Linked DNA regions of Mus musculus: all the other regions are linked to region 2. A link is a loop called in an ENCODE intact Hi-C map of the cell type or tissue named here. Cell type or tissue: heart. All regions are shown on one strand. Links, peaks and the distances in the headings refer to the core of each region. The heading gives the core; the rest is flanking DNA.

What was found. A loop is a pair of places that touch in the nucleus more often than their neighbours do. Peaks named below come from ENCODE experiments on the same cell type or tissue, not always from the same donor. Only the 100,000 strongest peaks of a DNase experiment are listed, where the experiment ranks them.
Region 1: a loop joins it to region 2, with 6 times the contacts of the local background. A loop is called at or near these places in 19 of 42 quality-filtered maps.
Region 3: a loop joins it to region 2, with 6 times the contacts of the local background. A loop is called at or near these places in 19 of 42 quality-filtered maps.

The regions. Positions count from the first base shown.
Region 1 is chr12:54,102,747-54,108,564 of GRCm38, forward strand. It overlaps Gm35818 (a long non-coding RNA gene), which reads right to left. Exons shown (of 7, transcript XR_872758.1): 3 at 4,482-4,683; 4 at 360-480. Among named protein-coding and RNA genes, the nearest start is that of Gm35818, 36 kb to the right of the region's middle. In heart, for the core only: a CTCF peak has its summit at 3,059 (motif pointing right); no DNase peak of the experiment used is centred there.
Region 2 is chr12:54,351,047-54,356,864 of GRCm38, forward strand. Gm35895 (a long non-coding RNA gene) reads left to right here. Exons shown (of 3, transcript XR_381605.3): 2 at 1,647-1,840; 3 at 2,098-2,193. Among named protein-coding and RNA genes, the nearest start is that of Gm35895, 3.1 kb to the left of the region's middle. In heart, for the core only: a CTCF peak has its summit at 2,423 (motif pointing left); no DNase peak of the experiment used is centred there; H3K27ac peaks cover 334 bases.
Region 3 is chr12:54,096,082-54,101,899 of GRCm38, forward strand. All of the region lies in intron 5 of Gm35818 (a long non-coding RNA gene), which reads right to left. Among named protein-coding and RNA genes, the nearest start is that of Gm35818, 43 kb to the right of the region's middle. In heart, for the core only: a CTCF peak has its summit at 2,925 (motif pointing right); a DNase peak (open chromatin) is centred at 2,910.

The sequences.
Region 1 (5,818 bases), core at 689-4,688, 250 kb before region 2:
ATTAGCATATCAAAGCATCAGAGGGCCTCCAGCCTTTCTCAGTACCCATGGTTCTTAGCCTTTCTCACCCCACCTTACCCTAAACTCCAGCTCATGGTCTTCCTCTTACACTGTCTTCCCCTCTCCATCTCCTTTCCTATACCTCTTAGTCTGCTTTGTTCTCTCTCTCTCTCTCTCTCTCTCTCTCTCTCTCCCCCCCCCCTCTCTCTCTCTCTCTCCCACCCCCTCTCCCAGGCTGATCCAGTCTGCTGGCCATGTTTAGTCTCTTACTTTCTCTCTCAGCTCTGAACCCTTCCACACTCCTCTGGCTGTACTGTCCTTCATATCTACAATAAAAACCTTCTTCTCAAAAACCATACCTTGGAGCTTCCATGTCCTCAGTCTATGCAATTGCCGGTTGTGAAGCCTCATACTGCAGTGAGATATCAGCGAGAACCATCTTTGCCTTGGGTGTGTTCCCATTTCAAAGCCAAGAGTTATCTCGAAGAGAAAAAATAATAACAATAATAAGATAACGGTGGCTATCCCCATTGTTCGGCTGTTGTGACTGAGATCTAGGGAGGCTGACACTTTGTTAAGTATGACATGTCAAAAGACACACATAGAATCAGTGCTCCAATTTCTCTGTCCTGTGAGGAGAGCTGCGATGGGACCTGAGCAAGAGCGGGCCCATTAGAGGGGGTGTGAGGAGGGACAGAGTAGATTACCGGGTTTTTTTTTTGACTGTTCCATTCACAATCAAAACATTTCTACTCCTTTCTCCTAGTCAAGGTCCATTTTCTGTGAAAGTGGGATTGTAGTAGAGGTAGAACATTATACTGCAACAACGAGTATCTCTTTGTTCCCATCTTGGGGTTAGGGGTGGCATTCACAAAGAACTGGCTCTTGAGACACAAATCCACCCCTGAGACAATAAAGAGAAGCTGAAAGGGAAGAGAGGAGGGGTGTCTCCTAGCACCACGTAAGACATGGCTGCAGGGGCGGTAAAACCTGTAGGCTACGTTATGGTCTGCACACCAGACAAAGTATCCTAGTTAGAGCTACTACTGCTATGATGGAGCACAACCAAAGCAAGTTGTGGAGGAAAGGATTTATTCAGCTTACACTTCCACACTGTAATCCATCACAAGTGGGGTATCTGGAGGCAACAGCTCATACAAAGGCCATAGAGGGGTGCTGTTTCTGTTGCTGTGATGAAACATCATGACCAAAGCAACTTGGGGAAAAAAGGGGTTGTCTACCAATTAAGGTAGAATTCTACCTTAAGTGGTTAACTTCTCTGAGCCTGGCACAAAATGGAAGCCTCCCTTTACCAGAAGGGCCTCCGCTCTTCTGACCTTGTCTGGGGAGCCAGAAACCCCACACTCTATAACTAGAGAAGGTTGAGTAGTCCTTGGAAGACCTATAAGTTCAACTTCCTCTTTTCCCAATAAGAGCCCACACAGCAAGTACCTGGGATTTCTGGAATACCCCTCCATGCACATGAGACAGAATGTTATAGAACATTAAACGCTAACCAATGGTTTTCATTTACCCTGAAAACTTCTTCCCACTCTCCAAAGTCCATACAAAGTCCTGATTCACCGGGAATAAAATGTATGCATACAAGCCTACCCCGTATAAAGGTATGCACACAAGCTAAGATCATTTCAGAGAGCTGTTTCAGAGAAGGCCTTTGTAACACTAACATCCTCAGAGAAGTGTGTGCGTATGCGCACACACACACACACACACACACACACACACTCCCAGCTGGCCTGGGATCCCACAGAACCCATTCTGAACACCACTTCATTCTTCCAGCCTGAGAAGGAGAAAGTGAACAACTTGGAACCACACTTGGACCCTAAAACAAATATCACAAGGGTTTATTTGGGTTACACCTCTACATTGTGGTCTATCACTGAAAGAAGTCAGGACAAGAACTCAAACAGGGCAGGAGCCTAGAGGCAGGAGATGAGGCAGAGGCCACAGATGGGTGTTGTTTATTGGCTTGCTTCTCATGGTTTGCTCAGCCTGCTTTCTTATAGAACCCAGGACCACCATCAATCATTAAATAAGAAAATGGCCTTCAGCCGGGCGTGGTGGCACATGCCTTTAGTCCCAGCACTAAGGAGGCAGAGGCAGGCAGATTTCTGAGTTCCAGGACAGCCAGGGCTACACAGAGAAATCCTGTCTCAAAACAAAACAAAACAAAACAAACAAACAAACAAACAAACAAACAAACAAATGGCCTTCAATTTTCTGAGATTTCCTCTTCCCCTGAGACCCTAGCTTGTGTCAGGATGACATAAAACTAGCCAGCACTCATGGGTTTCTCTCAGAGTGGAAAGTGTGAGGATGGACAAAAGCAGACAGGGTGGCACGCCTCATCGAGTGGCACGTGCTTTGCCAATGCGTAGCCGCTTCCTTTCCTGTGTGGTTTAGGAATCCAGGGCCAAAGAATTGAGAATCACAACAACAACAACAACAAACAAACAAACTTTAAAAGAACTGAGTGTGGGGAGCCAGGTGTAATGATGCTGCCTTTAATCTCAACAGAGGCAGGCCAATCTCTGACAGTTCAAGGCCAGCCTGGTCTCACTTTGTAGAACCAAAGAATAAAAAATAAAAATAAAAGGGGGGGGACTTAGACAAGATCACCCAAATGAACTAAGACTAGCACTCTGACTTCCAAAGAGTATAATAAGAAGGTCTAAGGACATTGCCTAGAGAGGCACACCCTGTGAGAAGACATGCAGGGGACACAGGACCAGTAAGAACAAGGCTGCCCAAGTTGCTCTGGATCAGACTCGAGATGAAAACCCCCAAGATGGTGCCTAGGGATAGAGGGGAGGGGCTGAAAACAGGACTCTGGTAGCAGAGGTGGGGCCATACTGATTCGGGATAGGAACAACCACGAACTTACAAAAATAACCAGAAAGATGACTTCCCCAAACTGCAAACTCAGCAATTCACGGATGTCATTTTTTTTTTTTTTAAGCACTACTTCCATAAGCTTTCAAGAGCCATTAATAGAAACGGATAGTTGGAATCTAATCTCTTTTGTGCCACTTGGGGGCAACACCTTCATGTTTGATTTATTGAGACTCTCACCTCTGTTTGCCTTCTGAAAGACAGAAGTTGCTAATCTGAAAGCTTTCTTCTCTTCTGTAAGTGGTTACAGAAAATTCCCAACCTGATAACGACAGAGAGCACTGGACATTTTTATGTATTTATTTATTTAAAATCAAATCATTTCACCCTCTCCTCTGGACCAGGCAAGGTGAATGTCAGCTACAAAGACTGGCTTCTAGGCAGTCCCCCGCCACAGGTCAGAGAGGGAGTTCTGAGCATAGGTAGGCCTGAGGCTGAGGCCACAAGCTGAAGAACCCATTGAGACTATCAGCAACAGGAAGTCCAGTCTATGCTAATCTAAGATAGGCAGTGCTTGGTGAGTCCCAGGGCACCCTTAGAAGAAGGAAACACGAGTCAATTACTCCTGAGACATCAAGTCGGTGTACAGGGCAGCAGCCACCATGGAAATAGCCAGAGGCCTAGTGGGTAACCAGCAACAAGAAGCCAGGGCCCCAGACAGAATGAGACTCAGGAGTCCAGATGCAGGGGATAAGTATTCTGTCTACTTATGGGGCTGGTTCTAGGCCTGGGCCCTTTGCAAGTGATCATAGCCATCAGTCTCCTGATTACCAGAGCGTCTATCTCTACACACTTCCTTGCCACAAATGGAGCTAATGGTGGTTTGTCTAAAACAAGCCTTGGCCCTTCTTTGAGCCCTTCATCAAAGGACACTGCCAACACAGACCAATGAGGAATCTCACACCACAGTAACAACTCTGTCCCGCCCATCATTTGCACCAATTGGTCCAAGCTTTCCCACTTTAGACCCTCCAACCCTCCACTGCCAAGGCTAAGCCCTCGCCATCTGTCTTAGTCAGGGTTTCTATTCCTGCACAAACATCATGACCAAGAAGCAAGTTGGGGAGGAAAGGGTTTATTCGGCTTACACTTCCATACTGCTGTTCATCACCAAGGAAGTCAGGACTGGAACTCAAGCAGGTCAGGAAGCAGGAGCTGATGCAGAGGCCATGGAAGGATGTTCTTTACTGGCTTGCCTCCCCTGGCTTGCTCAGCCTGCTCTCTTATCCAAGTCCCTGACCATAGAACCCAAGACTACCAGCCCAGATATGGTCCCACCCACAAGGGGCCTTTCCCCCTTGATCACTAATTGAGAAAATGCCTTAGAGTTGGATCTCATGGAGGCATTTCCTCAATTGAAGCTCCTTTCTCTGTGATAACCACAGCTGTGTCAAGTTGACACAAAACTAGCCAGTACACCATCTCTTGTCACTACAGGAATAGGTTACTACTTGGTTCTCCATTCCAGTGATCCCCAAAACTGTCTACACTGCCATCAGAACGTTCATTCTGGCTTTATATCCCCTCCTGCTTCGTAAACTTGAACACAGTGAAGCATAGAGCACCTGGCAGAGATCCGAAGGTTTGGTGTACTCCTCCCATTTTCCATGTGTTCCTCCAGGAACTGCTGTGTCCACTAGATCCCTCTGCTGTCCTTCTTGGAGCTTAATTCCTTCTCATCTGTGTGCCCACTGTTCGTAGGCTGCAGGCTTCTCCTGTACTGCCCACTACATGGCCGGATAGCTGTTAGCCTCTGTGTCATTGCCTCTGTAAACAGCAAGAAACAGGTTCTCTTCTTGTATGCCCAGTAGCTACTCTGAGTAGTAGGTACTCAGTCATGGTTACATCGATTCAGACAAGACCCGGGAACCAAAGGTGATAGGGAAGCTAAGGCATAACTGACGGGGCTAGAGTTTATTTTATGCCTGTTCTACAATATTGCAAATGAAATGCTTCTTACACAATATTGTAAATGACCACAGGGAGTGAATAAGGATTCAGAGGTAAATTCAATTTAGTTTTGCTTACTCTTTCCAGAGAACGAATGCAGCCTGTCTGTAAGCTGAGCTAAGAAGCTACATATTTGCCTCTTCCCTCTTAGCAATAGCTGCTTAGGAGAGAGAGAGAGAGAGAGAGAGAGAGAGAGACAGAGAGAGAGAGACAGAGAGAGAGAGAGAATAGAGGACCATATATTCTGGAGATCAAGTCTCAAAAATCAAAAGAATACATGAAATCAAGGCTAATCTTAGTTTTATTTCAAATCACAGCTACAGGTAAGAAAAGATAAACACTGGGGCAGGGAGATGACTCGGTCATTAACGTGCTCACTGCACAAGCATGAGGATCAGAGGTCAAACATCCTCACCGGCATAACAAACCGAGCATGGTAGAATGCACCTATAATTCCAGCCCTGGGGAGGCACAGACAGAAAGAAAGATCCCTGAGGATCAGTGCCAGCCTGCCTAGTCTAACCAGTAAACCAGATCTCAAAGAGAGCTCCTATCTCAAAAACAGGATGGATGGCTCCAGAGGAATGACATCTGAGGTTGACCTCTGACCTCTACACGGATTTGCACATAGGTGCACATGCACCTACACACACAAGACAAATAGCATACAGTAAGATGTTAATGATGCATCAAAACTAACATGTCAGGCTGGAGAGATGGCTCAGTGGTTAAGAGCACTGACTGCTCTTCCAAAGGTCCTGAGTTCAAATCTCAGCAACCACATGGTGGCTCACCACCATCTGTAACGAGATCTGATGCCCTCTTCTGGTGCGTCTGAAGATAGCTACAAGTGTACTTATAATAATAAATAAATCTTTAGGCCAGAGCAAGTGGGGTCGACTGGAGCGAGCAGAGGTCCTGAATTCAAATTCCCAGCAAGCACATGAAGGCT
Region 2 (5,818 bases), core at 713-4,712:
CAAAGGTCATATCCTTATACCTGGCTTATTTGTTTCTCCTTCCTCCCTTTTCTTTTTCCTTCCTTCCTTGCTTCCTCCCTTTCCCCTTTCCTTCCCTCCTTCCTTCTTTCTTCCCTCCCTCCCTCCCTTCCTCCCTCCCTTCCTCCCTCCCTCCCTCCCTCCCTCCCTTCCTTCTTCCCTTCCCTTCCCCTTCCCCTTCCTTCCTTCCTTCCTTCCTTCCTTCCTTCCTTCCTTCCTCCTCTTTTCATTTCTTCTTGGCCACCTCAAAGCAGAGGTCCTGTTGTGACCTATAGAAAACCTTTGGCCCACAGTTATGGCAACGAAGTCAACAGAATAATACATTCTGTAGTAATAGTGACGAAGTTAGCGTTTCCTTGCAGATCCTAGTAATTACACCCTCTTGTTCCTTTCCCAAATGCATGCAGTCCTGCCCTAGGATTGGTGTGTGTGTGTGTGTGTGTGTGTGTGTGTGTGTGTGTGTGTGTGTGTTAGCATATGCAGGAGGTGCAATTCTTATTGGAGGTACAGCTGCCTGTGTGTTAATTCTAAAGGTTGTGACATTTCCAAGGTAAGTGGCCCACACTCCTTTAAGTAACTAAGAGACCCTAATTTACTTGTTCACCAGCCTGGGCTTGGATGAAATTCTTTTCTGGTCTGGTCTGTCAGCTCCCTATCTGGGGCAAATATAATGTTTCTTTACTTTGCCCCAAGAAAAGTCACACCACCCTGAGGTGAGTGGTTTTGCTCTACCAAGTGGTTCCCACCATGATATCTGTGTCACCTTGACTTTCAGAGCCCCCTCATCATAAACTTAAATCTCTAAAATCATGGGCCAAAAGGAATAAATAAATAAATAAATAAATAAATGGATAAATAGATAAATATCTAATTTTAAGTTGTTTATCTCAATTACTTTGTCACAGTGGCACAAACTTAACATAGCATGGTATAAACCGACCTGTCTGGCAGGAATGAACACCTGCTACAGACACATTGGCACTTCCTTCTTCATCAGACTGTTGAAAGAATGGACCCCAAGAAACTGCAATGTCCCCAGGAACCTCTGTACTGGGAGAGGAAATGTCTGAAATTGAGGGCATCCAAAGGAAGAACTTGTTTCCAGAAGAAAAAAATGCACAGGTCAGGTGACCTTGTAAGACAGACTGACCTTCAGGAGAGGCTCAAGGAGGTGGGGGGAGGGGACCACATCTCGGAGACTGTTTCATTACGCATATCTCTTGCTTTCTACTTAAACTTGTCAGAACCCCCAAGACAGACTCAGAGAAGTCATTAAGACTCTTTGTCCAGGCAGTGGTAGCGCATGTCTTTAATCCCAGCACTTGGGAGGCAGAGGCAGGAGGATCTCTGAGTTTGAGGCCAGCCTGGTCTATGGAGTAAGATCCAGGACAACCAGTGCTACACAGAGAAACCCTGTCTTGAATTTAAAAAAAAAGACTCTTTGCCCCTCTTCCCGATATGGCCACATTGACTAAGTGTCCTCTTTCTGCTTCTCACTATTAATTTGGCTCCTCTAATCAGCTTATTGAAGATGGGTGGCCAAGCCTGACTTGTTGGTTACACACGATATGATACCCGAGTTCAACAACAACAGAACTTCTCATGAGGAAATTATCCTTCCACCCCAGGCCACCATGTCTCCCCACTTCTCAGCCTGACAAATGTTCCCAGCCAGCCCAGGAAGTCCTGCCTTCTCCAGCTCTCTTCTGGGACACACACGGACTCTTCTGACATTTCCAGGCACCTATTACAACCCAGTCACCATGCCAGTCCCTGGAGCTAGAGATGCCAGACATAGCCTACATGCCAGGCCCTGGAGAAGGTAGGGTCTGCTCTCTGCTTTGAGATCCACAGTCCCTTCATTTCCATTTTGAGATCTTACCCTAGGGCAAGACCTGTGGCTCAAACACTCAACCCTTCCAATTCCCAGCGCACTGTGCTTTTTTCTTTCCTTTTCTTTCTTTTTCTTTTCTTTTTTTCATTTTCTCTTTCTTTTTCTGCTGCAGCCGCCTTACCTTCCAGGAAGCCTTTGGTTTAGAATAATATTTACATGTATTTGCATTTCTTTTGTACACACAGATGGGGGGATGGTCATGGCGGAGAGTTTTGCTTAGAAATGAAACCGCTTCCTGGGCCGGTACACAAAATGCTATTCCAATTGCCAATTTCAAATCCTGAAGCAACTCAGTTCAGCTCAAATCCAGGTGATTTCTCTCACGCTCCCTCAGTCCCAAAGCCCCCGCCCCTGCTTTTTCCATGGCTGCTTTGTCATTCTCCACATAAGGCAGGGGTGGGCAAGCTCTATTTGTTTTGGTCTTATACAAACTGGAAATGTTTCCTCCTGCAATCTTTCATGGTTTTTAGTCATTTTTAGAGAACTCTGTGGGCACCCTCTGGTGGCTGACTAGAATTTTTGCCTACAAAAATCAAGAGTTTGACTGAGATGGCTTAATCTCACTAACAGTCCTGATCTTTGGCTTTCCGTGGAACAGCGTGAGTTTCTCTGAGAAGTTAGTTCATCGCATGAAGCATGAGAGACAAGCATGCAGCAGTTGGTTTGAAACCCGCTGAGGAGAAAGGTGCCGTACAAAAAAATGCTAGCGCTAGGTGCTGCCATGGCTTGTAGGTTGCAGTGTTGCCAGGCCAGCCTGGGTACATGGGATGAAAGGTGACCTTCTGTGGGCTCTTGGAAGACTTAGCTTCCACAGGAAACACATGCACAGCACGCAGAGCACACACACACACACACACACACACACACACACATGCTCCCTGGGTGACAGCTGTGATGGACGGTAACAACGGAACAATGGCTGACTCCTTTTTTGTTTAAAACCAAAAGAGAATTAAGTCAAGCCAAAGAATGATATAAGGGAGGTTGGGAGGTCAGCGGAACTGGAAAGGTCCCAGGAGAAGGGTAAATCAGGAAGACTAACGCTTGACTTCCTTAGACCTGCTCAAGAGAGCAGCGGCTTTTGAAAACCCCTCAGGTCTTTGGAGAATCCTTGGGGTGGCTGGGGAGGTCGAAACTAGCTTTCGGGAAGAATTATGCGGCCCTCCTACCTGATCTCTCATGCCCTTGAGCCCTGAAACCCTGGGGGTTTGATAAGTACTGCAGCTTTGTCAACAAAGACATCAGCTTCGTTTCCTTAACTCTTTCCCAAAGATTTAATTAGTCTCAGGATATTCACCGGAGTCAGTTAATGTCACCTTCATATTGTGAGCAGAGGTGCACAGGGGTTAAACATGAGTGTGACTTCAGGGACTCTAGGAGGCAGCTCCACTGCCCTGGTGCCCCGGAATCTCCCCTGCCGTGGCCTCAGTTCTCAGTTACCACCCATCATGCACTTTGTCCCTCTGCACAAGCGGCAGAAGTGAAAGCCAGCAGGACAAGGTTTCATGGAAGGGCACTCTGGGAGAAGCAATGTCCCAGCAGGCCCTAGAAGCCAGAAAGACAGCCCAGCTGTTCAGATCCCAGACCACACAGTCTTTAGGCCTCGCAGCATCTTTTACCTGCAGACAAAGAGGCATTGTCTACCAGGACAACTTCCTTAAGGAAATTATTTTCATGTGCTCTGTTTCACAGCCAGAGCCCAGGGCAAAAAGGAAGTCCCAGTTCCAGCAAGCTGTCAGTCACGCTGCTCCCGCTCCCAGGATTGGGGTAACAGCTACTTCTCAGCCAGGATGCATTTGAGAGTGCTGTGTGCGAGGGTGGAACAATGTCTTGGGTGGGTATTCCAGAAGCTGAGGTATGATGACTGAGCAACAATGGCACCGTGACCACACCTGTGGGAGCAGACGAAGCTTAGCCGCCCTCAGAGACACCCTGAAATCCACTGAGCTGAACCCGGTGAAACCTCTCCTTCACTTTCTGTCTCTGGTCTGTGCTTCCAGTAAAATGAAAATATCATTTCATGGCTGTTGTGGACCACACTCAATCTGGGCTGTATCGACCATCATGCTAATTGCAGCCAACAATACTTGCTGAGTACAGGCATCACCTTTTATACAGATTAGATTAACTTACTCATTTTCATGACAACCAAATGTTCCCCATTTTAAAAAAAAAAAGGATACCAAGCAAGGAAGTGAAATGCCTGGCCCCACTTGGGATGATGGTGGTTAAACATGAGTTCATTCAGGGTTCATTCAGGCTGATGGGCACCAGGCCCTGAGCTCTTCACAACCACTGCTGCTATTCCTTGAAGCCCTGTGTGGCAAGCTCAGTTACCCTTTGCAGAAGCCTGCATATGGTATGTGCTGTAATCATTCCCAGCTAGTGATGAGACCATAGAGAAAGTAAACAAGACTACACTGCTAGCAGAGGGAGAGACAGAGTAAAGCCAGTGTTTTCAGTCCTTGGACCTGAGGGCAGGCAGTTAAGAGCACTTGCTGCGCTTTGAGAGAAGCAGAGTTTAATCCCCAGCAGCCATGTGAGGCAGCTCTCAGCCACCTGTAACTCCAGCTCCAGGGGATCTGACATCCTCCCCAGGCCTCTGAGGGCACACAGTCACATTCTTACAGACACATAGACACACACACACACGTAGATAAAATAAAAATAAATCTCAACTAGTAAATAGTACAGAGGGACTCTGGTATCTACATGCAAAAGATGAACTGCTAGATGTAGGCTACAAAAATCAACTCAAATGGAAGAAAACATACAGGAAATGCCACAGGACATTAGAATACACAAGGACAAGAGTTCAGAGGCACATGGAGAAACTCAACCATCCCATACGAAAAGGTGTCTGCCCAAAAAGCCATCAACTGTCAAAATGAAGAAAATCTCTAGAATGGGAAAGGATGCTTGTAAGCTCTGTGCCTGAAAGGGAGTTCAAGCCCACAATAGTTAGAGAATTTTAAAATCTCAAGAGCAGTCACAATTGGTCACAATGCAGAGGGTCAGTGGCTGGACAGTGCTCAACCACAAACAGGATATCTATTCCACAAACTGTTACCTGCGGCTTAGGGATCATTGTGGAAAAGGGGGCAGGGAGGACCACAGTGAAACGGTGTCTCCTGAGAGTAACAGGACCACCACCCTCATGAGCTCACAGCAGCTGTGGTTGCTTACACAAGACCTGCTCAAGATCAATACAGGCTACAGTCTAGCATGGACGGAAGCTTAAGGAGCTCATGAACTCTCATCCCTGATGGAGAGGCTATGGACAATGGATGGCTTCGAGGAGGGTGAATGCCAGCTTTCCTTAAGGGTGTGGCTCCTGTAGACTTCTCCAGTGGATGGTCCTACACTCACAAGTACATGCACAGTACCAGCCAGAGTCGGTGCGCTGTTGACTAAAAGAAACAGAGGTTAAGAGTGGGAGTAGGAGTAGGAAGCTGGGCATGAACTGGGGAGGATTTAAGAGTAAGAACTCAAGAGTGAATAGTATAAAAACATATTGTATAAAATTCTTGAAAAATTAATAGAAATACTTTTAAAAAAGAGAACAAAACAAGAAATAACCCAATTAAAACCAAGCAACAAACCTAAATAATCATTTATCAAAATAAGACATGCAAAAAAATCAGCAGGTACACAGAAAAAAAAATTGCTAGCACAAATCAGGGAAATACAATTTAAAGCCACAGTGAGAGATCAAGTCACTCTGGTAAAATGGTAATTATCCAAAAGGCCCAAAGTGGGAAGTACTAGTGAGGGTGTGGAGAAAGGGCTCCCCATGCACTGTTGGTGGGGATGTGAATCAGGATGGATTGTTAGTCCCTTAAAATACTAAAAGTACAACTCCCGAGTGACCCACAAGTACTAAAAGTACAAGTCCTGCGAGACCCA
Region 3 (5,818 bases), core at 689-4,688, 250 kb before region 2:
ATCTGTCCAGTCAGCTTTGCTGGATGCTGTGAACATCCAGTTCGAAGATGTTTTCTGCTATTTGGTCTTTTAGTCAGAAGCTTCCCCTGAGAGGACCCTGTTCTGCTTCTGTCCTCTGCCCTCTGTCTCTCTGTCTCTCTCAATATCTCTGTGTCTCTGTCTCTGTGTCTCTGTCTCTCTGTCTGTCTGTCTGTCTGTCTGTCTCTCTCTCTCTCTGCTACTTGATATTTACTCTTTTACTTTGGCTTGCCGTATATTTAATAAATTCACTCATTCAAGACTGAAAGACTCATTCATGTGTGTGGTAAATCAGTCTCCAGACCATAAAAAACAGTTGGTTTCAGTTGTAGAACTTTTGACTCTTGCTAAAGGAAAATCTTCTAAAGAAATAAGCCTTCCCCCGTTAGAACCATCAGTGTGGTACCCAGGTTCTGTCTTGTTTATTCTGAGGTTGGGAACTGAGAGTTATGGAAAGGGTTTTACCTCTATCCTAGCAAGTTTTTTTTCAAAAAGAAACAAGATTTATTTTATGTGTGTGGGTGTTTTGCCTACACGTATGTCTATGTACCTTGTGTGTGTCTAGTGCCCAAGATGGCCAGAAGAGGGCATTGGGTCCCCTGTAACTGGAGTTACAGACTAGTAAGAATCCTGTGGGTGACTCTGGGCCTCTGGAAAAGCAGACAGTACACTTCTGCTCCAATCTTGCAATCCCTGGTGCATCTCTCCAGGGTGCAACTAGAAGAAGGTGCTGTCCTAGGGCAAGGCCAGTTTCTAAGAACGTGGCTGGGTGAGCCTGAGTTTAATCACATAGTGATTATCACTTCTCTGCTATTAAATATTCAGAAAGTTATTTGAGCTTGGGGGTGGGGCTTTGCTCGCAGACTGAGTCTGCTCTGAAACCTATGACATGATAACTTCAGCCAGCAACTGTGTATTGGACACTTGGACCATGCTCAAAGGGAACCATACATATTCTTATTACAAAAAGATAACTATGTGAGTTGATGGACACTTTAATAATCTTGACTGAGGTGACCACTTCACACTGCATACGTCAGTGTTTATATTATAGATAAGGTTCTGTATTGTATGTGTTCACAATTTCTCAGTTGACATCTCTAAAGTAGGGGGAAAGAATTGCCAGAGGTAGGATCTATGAGAAGTTTGCATCCCTCCCATGTGGAGGCTGCAGGTGGAGACTGCACTGGTTGCTCTCTTTGGGGTTAGCGTTCTGCAAAAGCATACACAATAAAGCCTGAGCTAACTTTTTACATTCATACAATTGATGTGTGAAAGAGTCGGGGCGGGGGGGGGGGGGAGAGCTGTGGACACTGTAAATCAGATCAACCTCATCTGGAAGCCCTGAAGACACCAAGTCAAGGAAATAGAAGTGGCCATTTTCAGTTAAAAGACGAACAACAGTGGCTGGGCGTGGCAACATACATCTTCCATTTCAGCACTCAAGTTGCAGAGACAGAGGCAGAGGCAGGTGGATCTCTGTGAGTTCAAGGCCATCCTAGTCTACATAGTGAGACCTTGGCTCAATGAAGGAAGGATTGGGTGGGAGCACATCAGCAACCTTAAAATATTTTCAATATTCAAAAAGTCAATTTGGAAAGACTTTGAGCATACATATAGCCAGTGAGTGAGGTGCTAAATAAATCATGAACCATGTTTAAATCCTTTAAAAAAAAATGGAAGGCAGGCTGAAAAGATGGCTCATAGGTTAAGAGCACCTACTACTCTAGCAGAGAGCCTGTGTTCCGATACTAGCACCCAAATAGCAGCTCACTATTGAGCTCCAGTTTCAGGGAATTTGATGTCCTCTCCTGGCCTTCATGGGCACCTGCATGCATGCCACATATGTACACACATAGGCAAATACACACACACACACACACACACACACATGATCAATAATTAAACCTTTAGAAAAAAAAGCACTTCATGCATTAAATCAGACTCTGGTCTATAGATTCATGTGTGAGTCTTTTCAGCAAAGATTTGGATGGCAGAGCAAGAACGTGGGTTTTCAGTTAATAGTGAAAGTCTCCAGACAAGAAACAAATTACAGAGAATAAAACTCAGGATCACAGAAGGTCCCAGCCAAGGCTGAGCTCCTGTAGTTGCGATGCAACTGCTGGAGCACTGATGAAATAAACCAAACCAGGTGTAGAAGCCCACGCCTCTAATCTCAGCAGATTAGATAGCTGGCAGATGTCTATGAGTTCCAAGCCAGCCAAGGATATGTAGCAAGACCCTGTCTTTAAAAAAAAAAAAATTAAAATTCATCGTGCCTCAGAAATCAGTGTGCAGGCTTCCATTCATGACTGACACACACAGTCGTTATTCATTCGACGGAGATTTACTGGGTGGTTGACAGGCTGGCAGAGGGATGCCAGAAAGATCTCTATCTTCCCTAAAGCTTATTGTCCAGTGAAGACTAACTGCAGCTCAGCCAAACTGTTATCAGAGGCAGTTCTTACTTATTGGAGATCTTAAGCCAAAGATAATGATAACCAGCATTTTCTGACTGATCTGCAGATAGCCAGCCGTTCACGTTCTCTTCCCCATTCAGTCTTCCGCTGGCTAATGCTATCCCAGGTCCTGAAGGAAGATGCCAACATCATATGCAGGTCATTTCCTACCGTGGTTCCTGAACTTTCTGCTGTCAAAGCTGTGCTGCCACACCAGGCTCAATTCCTCACTGTTGCCTATCAAAGCCTTAAGCCTCTAAGATGGCACTAGAGTGTGGTCTGCTGGAGTTTTCGGCTGGCTGCTATGTTCTTATGGGCCATGGGTAAGGGAAGCTACAGGATGCCTTGGGCAGAGACTGTGCCTGCCTGTCTGACATGCAAGGCGACTCCCACACCACTGCCCTGCCTGGATGGAGCGGACACGCCTTGGGTTGTGGGAGAATTTGGCCGCTAGAGGGCAGGATGCACATTGAGCAATCCCCACAAAAACAGGGATAGACCTTTGTAAGAAGACAAATTGCAGGCCTCCTTAAGGAGCCCAATGCTGGTAAATGTTTGCTTTGTTCCCACACTGACTTTTACAACAGAATATAATACATGATATTCCCACGTCAAGCCAAAGTGATGGGAAGAATCTTCCTTGTGATTGGCTCCCATTTTTTTCTATTCTCAGAATTGCAAAGCTTCATATAGTTCAATTAAGAGATGAAAGACCAGAAGCTTGTTATCTTAGCATCTTTCATGAACTTTACAGTACAGACTAAAAGAGCAAACACCCACAACCTAATGTCCATGGGATAATAAATCCCAAGGGCTTGGGTATCAGCCAAAGGTTCAAATCCTGGTCCAAATACTCACCAACTTTGACTTTGTTCAAGTCTCTTAACCTTCATGAACATCAGTCTCCTCATCTATAAATCAGAGCCTACCCAAGATGGTTTATAGAATGGGGCAGGTGTTAGATGAATTGCTAAGTACGAACACTTATAGTCAGCACGCTTAGCCTAGGCTGCCATCTGTAATGGTCATTGTTAGCAGGATAGAAGTTTAGCTGTACATTCTAAAGGTTACCTTGTCCTCCTATTGTCACAAATCTCCTGTGGTGCAGCCATCACCTTCTTCTCTGTTACAAATCAAGAGGTTTCCTTCCTCAGACAAAAGGCCAGCCCTTCAGTCCACAGCCCAGAGTCAGTCACATTCTCCCATCTTCCCTGGGAACTGGACGTCTCTGAACAACACCACACCTGATTGTACATCTTCATCTCTCTCCCTCCACCCACCCACTCACCTCTCCCCTTGCATTCCCAAGTTTAAATGTAGCTGAGCCTATTTTGTCTCAAAAGAAAAACAGATAAGTAATGGCAAAACCTCCATAATAGCTGTGGTGATTTGAATATGCTTGGCCCATAGGAAATGACATTATTGGTAGATGTGGCCTTACTGGAGGAAGTGCAACCTTGTTAGAGGAAGTGCGTCACTGTGGAGGCGGGGCTTTGAGGTCTCACAGGTATGTTCAAGACTGGCCAGTGTGATCCAGACCCTCCCACTGGCTTCCTTTGAATCAAGACGTAGAACTCTTGGCTTCTCCAGCACCATGTAGGCCTGGAAGCTGCCATGTTTCCCGTCATGATGGTGTCTACCATTCCATTTCGCTTCTCACTTGACTTTCAACAGTGGTGGCATCTGAATCAGCAGTTTGGCACAAGTGTCCCTCGATTGCCACAACACAAACTATTCTTAGGTCTGTGGTTCCCCTACCTTTTCTGCCAAGTTGGCAGATGCTGGGAACCTCCAGGCTCCTAGACCATCTTTCCTCTCTTATCTACTTATGATTGGTCCTTAGGGTCCAGTTCTCTCTCCATGCCCAGTGTGCCCCTTTGACACCTTAGCATCACCTGAACACCTGGACTCATCACGCTCAAACTGAACATGCTTCCTCCTCCCTGTGCCCTGCCCATTACACATGTGACTCTGCTTCTCCATCATGCTCTAAGGGTGAAGCAAAATCTGCACCTCATGCAGCCATGCAGTGAGGTCAGAAATTTCTAGAGCATTCTTACTGCTTTCCTTTTCAATTTGCATGCACTTGATGTTCTTTCAGAGGACCAGAGTTCAGTTCCGAACACCTATATGGAGCAGTTCCCAACTACTATCTATGACTGGTGTACCAGGGGATCTGAAGCCTTCTTCCAGCCTCTGTGGGCATTCACACACATGCACACACACATATACACAGAAGGTGTTTTAAATTAACTATTTTTTTAAATTTCCATCTCAAAATCCATGCTCCAAAATGCATCTGGGTTTGGGAGTGTAGCTTAGTGTTGCTGCTTTAGCACAGCTTAACATGCTGAGGTCCTGGACTCAGTGCATGGGCCTCTCAAAAAGTGAATGGAATGAGCTTACTGGGCTTCTTGGTGTGCCAGACACTGCAGGGATTGGAAAGCTGAATAAGTCACAATCCCTGCCCTGAGGACGGTGCAGCCCCAGGAGCAGGACACAGCTACGACCATCAATGTAAAGTGACAGTGTCATCAACAGCTGGAAGATGAGCACCTGGGAACCTTAGAGAAGGAAGAACTGAGCAGAGGCCAAGAGAGCCAAGGGCAGACACAAAAAGGAAGAATGGTGGCTCTTCCCAGACTGTGTGGGAAGACAGGCCTCTGGGGGAGGGAAGGTTAGGAGATATAACAGCCTGGGAGTGGGTCAGGAGAAATGTCACTGAGGCAGAAGGGGGTCAGACCAATACCCACGTACACCCAGAAAACACACCCTGGGTTGTAAGAAAGTGAAGAACAACTATAACCGGCTATTCTTTCAAAAAAATTCCTTCCCTGCCCATCATGGAGGTCCATGCTGCCCAGCACTCGGGAGGCAGAGGTAGACAGGTCTCTGTGAGTGTGAAACCAGCTAGGTCTACCTACTGAGTTCCAGGCCAGCTTGGACCACATAGTCAGACTCTGTTGAAAGAGGAAGGAAGGTTGGGGAGGAGAAACCAGAAGGGGAGGAGGTGGGGCGGGGGGGGGGGGGAGGACAATTGTTCACTAGCAAAGGCAAAAGCGTAAAAGAAGCTTGGGAATTTAGCTTTCATGATCACAGGGAGGACCAGGGATGGACATAGCCCAGCTGGAGTTAGGCACAAACAGTCCCCAGTAGCCTAGCACCAGTCATGTGACAGAGATCCAGGAAAAAGATAGCATGGAGAAAAAGACCTGTTTACACCTTAGGCTCAGCTGGAGAGCCCCTTCCCCAGGACCCCAAGAGTAGCCTAGGGACCAACAGAAGGCAGAGCACCCAGCCCTGCTCTCAGCCGGAGCCATAAAGAGAGTGGCACAACGGAA